Linked DNA regions of Homo sapiens: region 1 is linked to region 2. The links are chromatin loops, found by intact Hi-C in ENCODE. Cell type or tissue: Calu3. All regions are shown on one strand. Links, peaks and the distances in the headings refer to the core of each region. The heading gives the core; the rest is flanking DNA.

Region 1 (8,342 bases), core at 81-8,080, 50 kb before region 2:
ACAAAAGAAATGGATTTGCCCTCATGGAGCAACTCTGGTGGCTAAGACAGATACTAAGCAAGAAATTACAGGATATAATTAACAAGGGAAGTCCAGGTTGAAGGGACAGCATGTGCAAAGGTCCTGAGATGAAAGGGAGTGCAGTGGTGCTGGCATAAAGAAAGCTGAAGAGGGTAGAAAAGATGAGGCAACATGAAGCTGGAGAGATAGGGGCCCAAGCAAGTAGTCAGATGTGAGCATGGCATAATCCTCGTCTTAGGCTTATTTGCAGTTAAGTAGACAGTGAAAAATACCACCCTCCCCCCCCAAAAATTACATGTTTAATTCTAAAATAAGACTTATGATACCTTATGATTACAGGGCTGCCCTCTCATCCACAGCATGAGTTGGTGAAGCGTCAGTGTACAGGTTGTACAGGGATGGTCACCTTTTATATTAAGGGCACTCTTCAGCATGCTGAGATTTTCCTCAAGAACCTAAAGGTAAACTTACAAAATAGGTTTAAAATTGTAGGAGGTAAGGCCTTACAGCAGTTCACTATCTCTCACTTCTACTCAAGCCAGATAATGTTTTTGTATCTGCAGGTTACACTCATAAACCTCTTTATCATGAAATGCATTGGGTTGAAAACAACTTAAACAACAATGTAGCAGACATCTAAATATGTTCACTTACTTAACTCTCCACATACTACAATCAGTTTGGAGACACAGAGTATTCTAATGCATTTATTTAAAAGTGAACCCCTTTTTTCAGATGAAATAGGTAAAACCTCGAAGTAGTGTGCAGTTAGTGCACTGCACAAGGGCTGTTCTAAAATCCATCCTGTGAATGGCTTTCCAAACCCTGTGCCTCCTAAGCTGCATCTGACTGGGGTGAGGCCTTTGTCTAATTTTCAAAAAGCCAGGAGGAGGCTCTCAGGGGCCTTGAGCAAGAGGCCTGTCCAACTCCATACACTGGGCTTAACCTTGAGCTCATGCAGTTTATATACTACAGAATAGATTAACAGAAAGCTGCCAGATTAGTCAAAGTGTTCCTGGTGTCACCTTAATTTAATACATTTACCAAAGTAACTTTTAAAACATTTGTAAAGTTTTATGACACTATCACACTCAACATAAAAACAGTGGTTTTTTTTTTTTCCCCTATTCCAGCAGGGATTTAAAGGATGTATTTCATAAGTGATATATATTAACAAGGAAGTATGTATAACTTGGGAAGCATTTAGAGATTTTTTTATTTAAGTGGTAACCACAGAGCAAAGTCTCAAATGCAATAATTTTTTTTTTTTTTTTTTTTTTTTTAGGCAGAGTTTCACTCTTTTGCCCAGACTGGAGTTCAGTGGCATGATCTCGGCTCACTGCAACCTCCACCTCCTGGGTTGAAGTGATACTCCTGCTTCAGCCTTCCAGGTAGCTGGGATTACAGGTGCGTGCCACCATGCTCAGCTAATTTTTGTATTTTTAGTAGAGATGGGGTTTCACTAGTTGGCCAGGCTGGTCTCGAACTCCTGACCTCGGTGATCCGCCTGACTTGGCCTCCCAAAGTGCTGGGATTACAGGCATGAGCCACTGTGCCTGGCCTAAAAACATTTATTTTTAGATTTTAGTATTTTTATTTTACTAGAAAATCTAAATTCATGTTTTCTTTGCTATAGCTATTTACTCTGGCCGAGAGCTTGGGAGGATTCGAAAGCCTTGCTGAGCTTCCGTAAGTATAGTTCTGTTTTTCTCAGTATTTTAAATTTGATGTCAGCTTTAATGATTGGGAAAGAAATATGATAAGGTCAGGGATAATTCAAGATATTTAACAATAAGAATAGCAGGACATTAATCAGAATGGACTCTAACCCTGTCAAGATGGAGACCCTGATAAAATCTCATGGAGGGCTTCTTGTTAGTGAGCGGTGTCCTCCCAAATGTTGCTTCCTTCCCTGCTCTGTCAAAAAGAGATTCCAGCAGTAACTGTATTCTAGGATCTCTGATCTCTGACCTCTAAGCAAGGGCCACATGTTCTACCCTACTCAGCCTTAGAGGGGATTGGAGACTTTGTACTAGAAAAGCTGTTTTCAAGGCTCTTTGGGAAACAGAAAATGTGTCTCTGATGAAACTCCTCCATGCCCTTGATTGTTGGAGAACAGCCCTACTAGATACTGTCAAATCTTTTGTTTTCTGTTCTCTGTAGGATAAACCTTTAATGTCTTCATGTTGTGTACAAGATAAATCCAAACCCTAACTTGGTACCAGGCCCTTCAGTATCTAACCCAATCAATTCATCTAGTTTTTTCAAAGCATCAGAGGATATTGGTACAAGAAGCAGTCTAAGATCATACAGTCCAGCAGCTTATTTTACAGGCAAGGAAACAAAGATCCAGAAAGTTGAGCTGATTGACTCAAGTGTCACACAGGAACGTGTTCGCAGCTTCACTCTTGGATTTGCATCAGAAACAGTGAGGGGAGGTAAAAGGTGCTTGGATCTAGATTTGAGATCTGCTTCCACCAATTAGTTAACCTTTAAACTTCCATTTTTTAACACATAAAATGAGATTAATAATTAATGATTTTCGGCCTGGTGCAATGGCTGACGCCTGCAATTCCAGTACTTTGGGAGGCCGAGGTGGGCCACTTGAGGTCAGGAGTTCAAGACCAGCCTGGCCAACATGGTGAAACCCTGTCTCTCCTAAAAAAAAAAAAAATTATCCGAGTGTGGTGGTGTACACCTATAATCCCAGTTACTTGGGTGGCTAAGGCACGAGAATCGCTTGAACCCAAGTGATGGAGGTTGCAGTGAGCCGAGGTTGCAGCAAGCCAAGATCGCACCACTGCACTCCAGCCTGGGTGATGCAGCGAGACTCTGTCTCAAAAAAGAACCAAAACAACAACAAAAAATTAATGATTATCATTTATTGATTACCTGTCCCCCCAAGCATTCCTGATATATATATTACCTTTATTATATGCTACTATGACCATATGTTGTAATTACTGCAGGGTTAAGTCAACATCATAACCTAACTATTTTTAACTGTACTAAATGTATACGGTGTATTTCTGTGTCTTCATTTTTATAAACATTTATGGAATAACTTGTTTTGCAAGCATTGTGTGGAGAAATGTCAGGTCCCACCAAAGTTTAGGCCTATTTTCTGTCTTTGTATAGGAGTTTACAGTTAGACCAAAAGTCAGGCAGTCTCACCAAGTTAAAAAAAAAAAAAAGATGTCTAAATAATGACTTGAAATAATTCATGTAACGCAGATTTTTGTTAGTCTTTCCGGAAGATGCCTGCTAGTAAGTTTGGATGCACAAGAGGGCACACTCAGCATGTGAAATGGGTTTGTTTTTCACAGTAATGAAATGTGTATTACGTTAAGACTCTCTTGTTTAAAAAATTGTCTTAAAATAAATCTCTCCTGATTTATTTAGGGATTTTTGTTTAAAGTTGCTTGGCCCCCAGACACTCTGGTTTAGGCTATAACCCCGATGCCAGAGGATGAGTGGATTTAGGTCAGGGCTTGTCTGTTCTATCACCCTTCATTCTGTGTCTCCCAACTCTGCTGCTACTAGTGCAGCATTGCAATATGGGAGGAAGGAAGTGAAGCTAATGTGTATTAGCTTAGTCTCCCAGCCTCACAACACATGTAACTCTGTGACCTTAGAAAAGTTACTCATCCTCCCTAAATCTCAATTTCCTCAATTTTAAAATGTGGACAACACTCTACATAGCTCTTAGGTTTGTTGCGAGAACATGGGGAAAAAAATCCCTAAGCTAATGCCTTCGTTCATACTAAGTACCCAATAAACGTTAGCACCTACTATGAACTATTATCTTTTATTAGACATCTCTACTACATTCCAAGTGCTTAGAAGTGCTTTATACATGTTCCTTCAAATTAATGTCTGTGACAAACCTTTAAGACAGGTGTTATATCCAATTTTTATTCATTAAAAAAATGAATTAATGCACACAAACCACCTAGTAGAGTATCTGTCTCATGGTAAGCACACAGTAGATGCATCTATTATTATTTCAGATAAGGAAATAGGCACTGAGGATGAGTAACTTTTATAAGGCCACATAGGCAGTATGTGGAAGGGCTAAGATTCATACCCAAGTTTGTTGGTCTCTGAGACCTGAGTTCTTATTTCTACATGTACACACTCTTTTAAGGAATTACGAGTCTCCCAGGGCAGAACATTTTAAGATGGATGTTTGTATCTAAACAACACTTTAGTAAAGTGACAAAGGAAGATATCCATCACTCAGACCACAGCTGAGATTTTTTTTTCCCCATGGCTCTCATGTAAGAGAGGAGAAAGCAGCTTAGGTATTGATTTTGCTGGTGGTGTGCAGGGAAAGGAAGAGTGTTGGTTGTAATACACATACTGGGGTTAAGTAAGATGCTAAACCTCTCCTCCATTATTCTTCACAGAAATTTCTCCTTCCCTGGAACTTGGCAGTCTTTTTGTCTATACTTGTTTGGCATTGTTTATATAGACTATTTTGTTTTGTGAATTGTCATCGCTTTTACCTCCTGCTTTGTTATTTAGGTTAAAGAAAATATCTCATTCTTCTTGGTTTCCCAATTTTTACTGCAGTGCTTGACATATTATGGGTGGTTTTCCTTTACATCTGTTGATGATGGTAATGGGCTGCTAGATCGTTTGAAAAATCCTTCCAGGCCTCTATGCCAGGAGTTATATTGTGGAATTCTGAATGCTTACTGGTTGCTACTAGTGATTCTTGGTCATCTTTCTCCGATGTGCCTCAGAAGGTCTAGCTCTGGATTGATTCAGAGGAAACTAATTATGACAGGCTCTTGGTCCAAGAGACCTCTTATAAGTAGCAATCCAGTAGGTTGGTCATGGAGTACATGATTTCTGGCCAAACTTCATTTAGGCAGGTATTAAAATATACACATTGGGGAGGCTATGCCTTACCCTACTGCATGGGGGTACTTGACACACACTTTCAGTATTTGGATTGAGCATATCTTACCAATGGTATAAACAGGATAAAAACAATCTTGCTTTTCATTTAAAATCATAGCTAGAAGAGATAAGTTTCGTAATTTTCTCTTTTTTTGCCTGTGAATTATAGGGGTATGCAAAATTTGATATTTGGACCAGAAAAATGTTGAGGGTAATTGCAGTTTATGAGACAGAAACATGCCTCCACTGACACAATATAGTGATCAAAAATTTGCTCATGTCTTCTTTCAGGGCAATCATGACTCATGCATCAGTTCTTAAGAATGACAGAGATGTCCTTGGAATTAGTGACACACTGATTCGACTTTCTGTGGGCTTAGAGGATGAGGAAGACCTACTGGAAGATCTAGATCAAGCTTTGAAGGCAGCAGTAAGTCTTATTATTGTGTGTGTGTGTGTGTGTGTGTGTGTGTCTGCTTTATCTTGGGCATGGGGGGTCACTATATTTACAAAGTGTGGTCTCACTGTGAACTCTAAAGCTTTTCTGTTCCTGTAATAGACCAGGTGTATAAATAAACGTATAGGGAGCTCAGTCAAAGTGCATATTTAAAGGATGGTAGTATTCAGAAAAAGGACTTCTTGAGGAGTTGAAGCTATGGCCTATATGTTTAATAACATATTTTTCTTGTGCACTGTTATTATAGCACCCTCCAAGTGGAAGTCACAGCTAGTATTCCAGAGCTGCTATTAGAAGCTGCTTCCTGTGAAGATCAAATCTTCCTGAGTAATTAAATGGACCAACAATGAGCCTTTGCAAAATTTTCAAGCGGAAATTTTAAGGCACCTCATTATCTTTCATAACTGTAATTTTCTTAGGGATCATCTCTGTTAAAAAGTTTTCTGTATGTCATGTTATAATTACAGGTCAATTCTGTTAATATCTTTTTGTTAATTTTGCTCTATGTTTGCCTCTGAAGGAGGTGAGATTTGTGCTACTTTGGGAGATTATGTTCTTTTTTCATGTCTAAGATTTATTTTGATCATGTTTATAATATAATGGTAATTCATTTTTGATGTTTTGTGAAGAATTTAAATTTAAACGAATGTTCTTAAATCAAGTGTGATTTTTTTGCATATCATTGAAAAGAACATTAAAAGCAATGGTTTACACTTAGTTACCATAAGCCGAAAATCAAATACTTGAAAAGTTTACTGTGAAATTCTACTGATTTAAGACTATACTTAATATTTTTAAAAAAATAAATCAGCTGGGCGCGGTGGCTCACGCATGTAATGCCAGCACTTTTGGAGGATAAGGCGGGCGGATCACGAGGTCAGGAGATTGAGACCATCCTGGCTAGCGCAGTGAAACCCCCATCTCTACTAAAAATGCAAAAAAAATTAGACGGACGTGGTGGCGGGTGCCTGTAGTCCCAGCTACTTGGGAGGCTGAGGCAGGAGAATGGCGTGAAACCAGGAGGAGGAGCTTGCAGTGAGCCGAGATCGTGCCACTGCACTCCAGCCTGGGTGACAGAGCGAGACTCCGTCTCAAAAAAAAAAAAAATCTAATTATCAAATGCATCCCATTGTGATATTCCTACATTATGTGACATTAACCTATATTCCTGGGTCCTTTTAATTCCCAACTACTGCTCTTAGAGGTCTTAGCCTTTTATGTTAATTTTTATAAATTCAATTAAATAAATATTATTCCCAAATCTTAGTGTTTGCAGATTAGTTATAAATCCTATCCAAGGTAGGTTAAAGGCCACCGTTTTACAGATAAATAGTACTTTTTATATTTTTATCTGAAATAGTGCATTTGTTGAGAATAAAAGAAGGTATGTTTAAAAATAGAATCTTTTGGGCCTGGTGGTACGTCCTTGTAGTCCTAGCTACTTGGACAGCTGAGGTGGAGGATCTCCTTGAGCCTAGGAGTTCCAGACTGCACTGGCGTCACTGCACTCCAGCCTGGGCGACAGAATGAGACCCTGTCTCTAAAAAAAATAATAAAATAGACTATTTTATAGTTGAATGTATAGTTAGCAAGTTATCATCTGAGCCATAAGTCAAAAATTAAATCTTAAAAATTGTTTTTATACTAAAGGTTTTTCATCTTATAATATATCTTGATATTGCCATTTGTTTCGGTTAAAATAATATCATACAGCCTGATGAATAACAGTGCTGTTTAGGAGGAGAATACATAAAAATATACATTCTTCTATATTATCCACACTCTTGAGTTATACCTATTGAGTCTGGAAATTCTGTCTCTAGAGGCAGTAGCATTTTGAGGCAGGTCCTATCTCACTATGGTTTCTGCCAGAACTGATTTCTTGCCATCTCAAGGCCTTAGGGCTGTGGAAATAAATGATCAACCAAATGAGAAAAGGAAAGGCTATTCTTAGCTTACTATAGCAAGGGAGTTAGCCACCATCACCTGGGTTTTGGCAGAAAGTCAAAGGCGGGCAGATGGGTGGAAAAGTTTTATAGCAGAAAAAAGGGAAGCCTTCAGATATGCCCTGGTTGAAGACTGTTGGCATAGGGAAGCCAGAAGCAGGTTGACTGGAGTCAGTGTTTCACAGTGGGCAGGTCTGTGTAATCCTACATCAAAGTCTAAGGAAGTTGAGAGGCCAAAGAGGCACCCAGTTTCTTAGAAAGAAACATTTAATAGGGATTTAGGAACAGAAGCCGTGACTATATCTTGGGCAGTGATGAGGCAAGTTGGTGGATCCCAGCATAATTACCCCCAAGACCTGGGACTTTTATGCCATAGGGAGAGGAGTGGTTGAAAAGGAATTTGTAAGACAATTATGATAACATCAAAGCTGTTTGACCTAAGGGCAGGATTTACTGTATGTATGAGTTTATCAAGGTGTCTTACTCTAAGGGCAGGATTTACAATAAGTACCTGCTCTTAAACAAGGTTCAAATAGATAAATTGGAATGAGGGTTAATCAGAAGCTAACAGGGCAGATTAGCATCCAAGATGGAGTTGCTTTGGCCTCTAGATGGGGCATCCTGTGCAATTTGCTAAGGTGCTTATTTGGCTTTCTCTGGTCCTAAGTTGGAAGCAGGGGCAAAATTAAAGAAACTGTCATTCATTCATTTCCTGACGATTCTGGGCCAATTGTTACACAAGTTATTGTTTAGCTTCCTGGATTGTCACTAAAGAAAGCAATCTGGTTTCCTGCAATTCTGACTTACAGCAGGCTGATCTCCTGGGTTGTTTATTGTTGATGAGGGTGTTGGTTTCTCGGGCAGCTTGCTGCAGGTTGTGGGTCGAATTTCTAATTTTACATATGGCATGGCCACTGTCCATTTCTATATTCAGTCTCTTAGGGCTTCTGGTGAGCAGTAAGTAACTACCATCGTGTTAGTCAAGGTTCTCCAGACTAACAGAGCCAGTA
Region 2 (8,342 bases), core at 22-8,021:
TCACGTTAGCTGGGCGTGGTGGCTCATACCTGTAATCCCAGCAGTGTGGGAGGCTGAGGCGGGCGGATCACGAGATCAGGAGTTTGAGACCAGCCTGGTCAACATGATGAAACCACGTCTCTACTAAAAACACAAAAATTAGCTGGGCGTGGTGGCAGGTCCCTGTAATCCCAGCTACTTGTGAGGCTGAGGCAGGAGAATCACTTGAACCGGGGAGGTGGAGGTTGCAGTGAGCCGAGACTGCGCCCCTGCACTCCAGCCTGGGCGACAGAGAGAGACTCCGTCTCAAAAAAAAAAAAAAGAAAGAAAGATTATATTAACAGAGGCCACATGTGGGCTGGAGTGGTTCTGAACTGCATTCACAGCATACTTTTAAATATAGGAAGATTTAAGGCACATGATGTGATTAAATTGCATTTAACCCATGTTGGACTGTGTACTTTTATGCTTTTCAGTATTATGTTATTTGAATAAAACAACAATCAGCACACTCTAGGCCTGGCATGCCGTCTACCAAAAACGCAACTATGTTTTTAAAAGTGAGTCTTTTAGAAAGCAATGCAAAATTTTTTCTAGATAAAATGATATGATGTCTCGGATTTTATCAGAATATATCCTACTCAGTTGTGTATGTATTGTCCATAGCAACTTTTATGCTATCATGGCAGGGCTGAGGCGTTTTGTCAGATTCCATATAACCCATACCTGGAAAGCCTAAAATCACATTTTCAGTCTAGTTTTACATACAGCAATTTATACACTGCCATTGATGGAGACATGGATACTGCTCTCCATCTTCTACTCGGCTTAATGACCCATTCAACAGATAGCATCAGAGTAGAATGTATCTTCAGGTAGAGTATAAAAGCATTTAGGCCGGATGCAGTGGCTCACTCCTGTAATCCTAGCACTTTGGGAGGCTGAGGCGAGAGGATCACCTGAGGTCAGGAGACCAGCCTGGCCAATGTGGTAAAACCCCATCTCTACTAAAAATAAAAAAATTAACTGGGCATGGTGGCAGTTGCCTGTAATCTTAGCTACTTGGGAGGCTGAGACAGGAGAATCGCCTGAACCCAGGAGGTGGAGGCTGCAGTGAACCAAAATTGCACCATTGCACTCCAGCCTGGGCAACAGAGCAAAAACTCTGTCATACACACACAAAAAAAGTATTTACACAACAATACAAATTTGTTAGATAGCTGTGAAGAATTTACAATATGCCAGTGTATTGTTATAACTGCTAACTATTTGGCTAGACTTTGTGTTTGATACATGTTAGGTATAGAAGATGTTATAGTAGAGATCTTGTTTGTTGGTTTGTTTTTTCCTTCTGATCATTCATCCTTATTTATCTGCTAATAGTGCCTTGATTTACTTAGGAAAACATTTTTGTAAATGTATATTGGCACACATAAGATGGTAGGATTCTGAAGTATTTTGAAAATAGAACCATTAGAATTTGCTGATGAATTAGTTATGGGGTGTGAAGAAAAAACAGGAGTCAAGCAAAACTAAATATTTTGGTCTCATCAACTGAAAAAAGTATCTACTATAACCATGTCACATAATTCATATTTATTTGCTTATTCTTTGCCTTCTTTCACTAGTGGTTTGAGGTCAAGGGCTTTCTCTTTTTTCCTAGCAACTGGAAAAATACCTGGAGTGTAACATATTTTAAGTATGTTAAATGAATAAATGTCTAAGTATTTCTGTGGCATACACTTCACAGGTGTGAAGTTACATGGAGTTAAAATGAATGTATACATTTAATTTCAGTATGTTTGGAACTACCATCCAATTTCCCAATTATAATTCCACTAACTATGCGTTAGAATGTTATGGCTGCAAATGAATGAGCAGTATGGTAGGCAGAATAGTGGACCCCCAAAGATGTCCATATCCTAATGTCTGGAAATTGTGAATATGTTATCTTACATGGTGAAAGGGACTTCGACTTTGTGGTTAAGGTTAAGAACCTTGAGACGGGGAGAGGCTGTGGTCAGAGAGTGATGTGATAGCAGAAGACAGAAGTAGGATCACAGAGGTATGACATTGCCGACTTAGAACAGAGTAAAAGTAAAAGTGGACATAAGCTGAGGAATGCAGGAGGCTCTAGAAACCAGAAGAGGCAAGAAAGTGGATTCTCCTCCAGAGCTTCAGAAAGGTATGCAGCACCTTGATTTTAGCCCGGTGAGACCATGTAAGACTGTGAACTTAAAGAACCTTATGATAATATATCTGTGTTTTTGAAGCTATTAAACTTGCAGTAATTTATTTCAGCAGTAACAAAAAACTAATATGAACAACATTTCAACCAGCAGGTGTTTGTGAGGATGGTGGTATGTCTGATGAAAAGATAAGAATGAGCAAAAATGGGCCGGGTGTGGTGGCTGATACCTGTAATCCCAGCGCTTTGGGAGGCCAAGACGAACGGATCACTTGAGTCTAGGAATTTGAGACCAGCCTGGGTGACATGGTGAAGCCCCATTTCTACAAAAAATATAAAAATTAGCCGGGCGTGGTCACACATGCCTGTAGTTCCAGCTACTTGGGAGACTGAGGTGGGAGGATTGCTTGAGCCCAGGTGGCAGAGGTTGCAGTGAGCTGAGATCACTCCACTAAACTGCAGTCTGGGCAACAGAATGATACCATGTGTCAAAAAGAAACAAACAAACAAACAAAAATGAGCAAAAATGGAGGCAGATTACATCACCAAGATAGTGGAATAGAAGGTAACCCTCTTATATCCTCCCAACAAGAAGAAATCTACACCAAGACATAGTTAAAAGTCACTCTATAAGAGCCTCAGTATTCAGGTAGATGCTTGTGAAACCCTGATGGAGTCCAAGACCTAGAAGGATCGTTTTGAGAGTCCAGACTGACAGTGCTGTCAAGCGGTTGATTCACCAAGTTTGCACCTGGGTTCAAGCCCAGAAGTGGCCTAGTCCTCCAAGGTGCTTGGCTCTAGTTCCATTTGGCTTTGAGCCTGCAACCAAAACCATCTGCCAAGGGGTCCAGAAGGAATTGAGCACACTAGTTCCTTGGCAGAAAGGTTAGTCTGCCTGCTGATATCAGTCTGGGCATGGAACCTGAAAGTTGCTGTATGGCTCTGGCCCAGCCTTCTTCAGCTGAGGTCCCAGCTCAGAGCTGCTTATAAAAGGGCCCAGAGGGATACTTACCCATCTCTTGCAGTCTGGTAGTCTGAGCCTCCCTGATGTGCTTGCCAACCTTGATCCCACAGCAGACCCTGAGCCAGTCCCAGCTCAGGGCCCTCCTTCTGCGATCAGGGAACTATCTCATCTGTGCAGGGAAGTCCTGGGAGACACACACACCTGCCTCTGAGTCACTGAGACTGGGCTGTCCAGCTTCTGCATCACAGCAGATCCTGAGGGAGCCCAGTTTTAGTTCTGGCCTCTCCTGCTGGAGTTTGGAAGCTATCCTGCCTGAACTGAGACCTGCTGGGAGACAAGCACCTTTCTGGCCCTGTGAGATGAGCTCTCCAGCCTCTGTCCAACAGGAGCTCCTGCCAAAACACAGTCTCAGCTCTGACCCCTCTTGCTGTAATCAGGGAACTATTCCATCTGTTCAGGGTTTTTCTGAGACACATGCACATTCTGAGCCAATGAGTCAGGGCTTTCCAGCCTCTATCCCACAACAGAACCTGAGGAGGCCAAGTTTCAGCTCTGGCCCCTCCAGCTGCAGTCAGGGAAATACTGCATCTGCAAAGTAACTTGCTGGGCAACACCCACCCCTCTGAGTTAAGATGGAGCTCTCTAGCCTCTGTCCCATAGCAGATCCCAAGGGGGCCTGGTCTCAGCTCTAGTCCTTCCTGCTGCAGCCAGGAACTATCTTGTTTGTGCAGGCACATGCTGAGAGATGCATACCTGTCTGAGTCAATGTGGAAGGCGTGCTATCCCTTCCACATTGGGGCCCAGTCTCATCTCCAGCCACTGCTGTTGTATTTGACGAATGACCCTAGTTGTGTAGGGACCTTTTGGGTGATGCATGCACATTACAGTCAATGAATTGGGCCTGCCAGCAGATCCCAAAGAGGCCCAGTTTCAACACCAGTCCCTCACGCTGCAGTCAGGACACATATTGACTGTGCAGAGGCATGCTGGGAGGTATACATGTCTGGGCCACCAGGGCAGTCTTCTGGACTCAAGACCTTGGCCAGAATTCCCATACAGCCCCAATACCCTCCTTGGGTCTTCCCTGGGTCTATCTGGGCCAGAAAGCCATGCCACCTTCTCATGAGACTCATAGCAAACCTGGGCTTAGAGCATCCTCTAGTGTTGAGATGGTTGCAATGGCCGCAGTCTCAAAAAACACAACAGTCAGTGATAAGGTTTCGCTGTTGCCTCCACTCAAAATCTCATCTTGAATTGTAATCCCCACAATCCCCATTATCCCTATAATCCTCACGTGTCAAGGGCGGGACCACGTGGAGGTAATTAGTTCATGGAGGCAGTTTCCTCCATGCTGTTCTCATGATAATTAGTGAGTCTCATGAGATCTGATGGTTTTATAAGTGCCTGGCATTTTCCCTACTTGCTCTTCTCCTTCCTGCTACCCTGTAAAGAGGTGCCTTCTGCCATGATTGTAGGTTTCCTGAGGCCTCTCCAGCCATGTGGAACTATGAGTCAATTAAACTTCTTTCCTTTATAAGTTACCCAGTCTTGGGCAGTTCTTCATAGCAGTATGAGAATGAACTAATACAGTCAGTATACTTAGAATCCCTGGAAGGCCTTTTGAAGGAGGACAGGCACAAACAAAGCCAGACTGCAATGACTAAAATAAACATCCAATCCCTGAATGCACAGACGTTGTCACAGATCCACAAGTATTAGGAACATTCAGGAAGATATGACCTCCCCAGAAAATAAGGTGCCAGAGACTGACTCTAGAGTGATAGAGATGTGTGATCTCTCAGACAAATAATTTAAAAAAGCTGTTTTTAGGAAGATCAATAAATTTCAAGAAAATAGAGATAATTCAGAAATTTATCAGAGATATTTAATAGGAAGATTGAAATAATAATAATTAAAAGTTTTCAAATCTGGAGAAAGATATAAATATCCAGGTACAAGAAGGTCAAAAGTCACCAATCAGATTAAACTCAAATAAGATTACCCTAAGACATATAACCAAACTCTCAAGGGTCAAAGACAAAAAGATGATTCTGAAAGCAGTAAGAGAAAAGAAGCAAATAACATGTAAGGAAGATCCAATACACTTGGCGACAGGCTTCCCAGCAGAAATCTTATAGGCTGGGATGAAGCGAAATATATTCAGAGTGCTAAAAGAAAAAAAAACCCTGTCAACCAAGAGCACTGTACCTAGCAAAACTATCCTTCAGAAATGAAGAGGAACAAATGAAACAAAACCTGAGGGAATTTATTGCTATCAGAATTGTCCTAAAAGAACCACTAAAGGGAGTTCTTCAATCTGAGCGGAAAGGATGCTAACGTGATTGTTGTACTAATGTTGAAATCATAGTGTTTCAACTATGGATATCTTTAGTAAAAAGACTAAAAGAATAAGAAAACTATTAAAAATAATAATGGCCAGGTGCGGTAGCCCATACCTGTAATCCCAGTACTTTGGGAGGCCGCGGTGGCCAAATCACTTGAGGTCAGGAGTTTGAGACCAACCTGGCCAACATAGTGAAACCCATCTCTACTAAAAATACAAAAATTAGCCAGGCGTGGTGGTGTGTGCCTGTAATCCCAGCTATTTGGGAAGCCGAGGCATGAGTATCGCTTGAAACCAGGAGGTAAAGGTTGCAGTGAGCCGAGATCATGCCACTGCACTCCATCCTGAGTGACAGAGCGAGACCCCATCTCAAAAAACAAAAACAAAAAAACTAAAACAATCAGTTAAGAGATATACAATATAAAAATGTAAATTGTAACATCAAAAATTTTTAATGTTGTGGGAGAAGGGAGTTAATGTGTACAGGTTTTTCTTGGGGGAGGATTGTTTGTCTTTATTATTATTATTATTTGCAATGAAAATTAAGTTGAAAACAGTTTTAAATAACTTGTTATAATGATAAGTTTTGTTTTTTTTTGTTTTTTTGAGACAGGGTCTGACTCCTGTCGCCCAGGCGGGAGTGCAGTGAGATCATGGCTCACTGCAGCCTCGACTTCTGGGCTCAAGCAGTCCTCCTGCCTCATTTTTTGATTTTTTTTTTGGTAGAGATGAAGTTTCACTATGTTACCCAGGCTTGTCTTGAACTCTTGGGCTCAAGTGATCCTCTTGCCTCAGCTTCCCAAAGTACTGGAATTACAGGTGTAAGCCATTGTGCCTGGCCTATAGGATTGTTATAACTATTTTTTTGCAAGTCTCATGGTAATAACAAAGCAAAAATCTATAATAGATACACTAAAAATAAAAAGCAACAAATTGAAACGTAGTACTAGAGAAAGTCAATTAACCACAAAGGAAGACAGTAAGAAAAGGAAGACAGACAGGAGTTACAAAACAACTAGAAAACAAGTAACAAAATGGCAGTAGTAAATCCTTTTCTATCAATATAACATTAAATGTAAATGAACTAAATTCTCCAATTAAAGACATAGAATGGCTGAATGTATTAAAAATTAAGATCCAACTATATGCTTCCTACAAGAAACTCATTTCACCTCTAAAAAAATATAGACTGAAAGACAAAAGATGATAAAAGATACTCTATGAAAATAGAAATCATAAAACAGCAGGAGTAGTTTTACTTATATTACATAAAATAGACTTTAAATCAAAATCTGTAAGAGACAGAAGGTTATTATATAACGACAAAGGGGTCAATTCAGCAAAATGATGTAAAAATAGTAAACATGTATGCATTCAACATCAGAGCACTCAAATATATAAAGCAAATATTAAAAAATCTAAAGGGAGATATAGGATGCAATACATAACAGTAGGAAACTTCAGCACCCCTCTTTTGGCAATAAACAGATTACCAATCATTAAAGAAACATTGGAGTTAAACTATACTTCAGACCAAAAGGGCCTAACATATATTTACAGAACATTTCATCCAACTGGTGCAGAATACAGATTTTTTTCATCAGCATATGGAACATTCTTGAAGGTATGTCAGGTCATGAAACAAGACTCAGTAAATTCAAAAGTGTCAAAATCATATTAAGTAACTTTTCTGAACACAATGGAATAAGACTAGAACTCAATAACAAGAGGAATGTTGGAAACTGGACAAATATGTGGAAAGTAAACATGTTTCTGAAGAATAACGAGTTAATGAAGAAATTAAGAAGAAAATTTAAAAATTTATTGAGACAAATAAAAATGCAAACACAATATACAGGAAGCTATGAGATACAGAAAAAGTGGTACAAAGAGGGAAGTTTATAGAAATAAACTTCAACATCAAAAAAGTAGTAAGGCTTCAAATAAACAACCTAATACACACCTCAAGGAACTAGGAAAGCAAGAACAAACCTAACCCCAAATCAGTAGAAGAAAAGAAACAATAACAATTAGAGCAGAAATAAATGAAATTGAGACTAAAAAAATACATAAAATCACAAAAACAAAAAGTTGCCTGTGGAAAAGATAAACAAAATTGACAAACCTAAGAAAAAAGAAAGAAGACCAAAATTAATAAAATCAGATGAAAAAGAAAACATTGCAACTGATAGTGTAGAAATACAAAGGATAATTGGAGAGTATTATGAACATTTATATACCAAGACATTGTAACACTTAGAAGAAACTGATAAATTTCTGCACACATACAACCTATCCAGATTGAACCATGAAGAAATAGAAAACTTGAAAAGACCAAAATGAATAATGAGATGAGAGCAGTAACAAAAGCTCTCCCATCTAAGCAAAGCCAAGGACCTGATAAATTCACTGTAGAATTCTACAAAACATTTTAAAAAGAACTAATACCAATACTTTTCAAACTGTGTCAAAAAATTGAAGAAGAAGGTATACTTCCAAACTCATTCTACAGGGCCAATATTAATACCAAAACCAGACAAAAACACAACAAAAAGGGAAACTATAGGCCAATACCCCTGGTGAAAAATAGATGCAAAAATCATCAAAAAAATACTAGCAAACCAAATTCGACAGTATATTAAAAAGCTCATTCACCATGATCAAGTGAGATTCATCCAAGTGGTGCAAGGAGGGCTCAACATATGCAAATCAATAAATGTGATACATTCTATTAACAGAGTAAGTACAAAAGCTATGTGAGCATTCAATAGATACTCAAAAAGCATTGAATAAAGTTTAACATCCCTTCATGATAAAAACTCTCAACAAATTGGGTATAGAAGGAACATACCTCAACAAGTTAAAGG

What was found. Hi-C counts contacts between places; a loop is a spot of excess contacts. Peaks named below come from ENCODE experiments on the same cell type or tissue, not always from the same donor. Only the 100,000 strongest peaks of a DNase experiment are listed, where the experiment ranks them.
Region 1: a loop joins it to region 2, with 2.4 times the contacts of the local background. A loop is called at or near these places in 16 of 110 quality-filtered maps.

What each region holds. Positions count from the first base shown.
Region 1 is chr1:70,433,468-70,441,809 of GRCh38, forward strand. CTH (cystathionine gamma-lyase) reads left to right here. Exons shown (of 12, transcript NM_001902.6): 9 at 361-482; 10 at 1,658-1,710; 11 at 5,221-5,359; 12 at 5,634-6,384. The coding sequence ends at 5,660. Among named protein-coding and RNA genes, the nearest start is that of CTH, 26 kb to the left of the region's middle. In Calu3, for the core only: no CTCF peak of the experiment used is centred there; no DNase peak of the experiment used is centred there.
Region 2 is chr1:70,483,791-70,492,132 of GRCh38, forward strand. No RefSeq gene overlaps it. Among named protein-coding and RNA genes, the nearest start is that of CTH, 77 kb to the left of the region's middle. In Calu3, for the core only: no CTCF peak of the experiment used is centred there; a DNase peak (open chromatin) is centred at 4,271.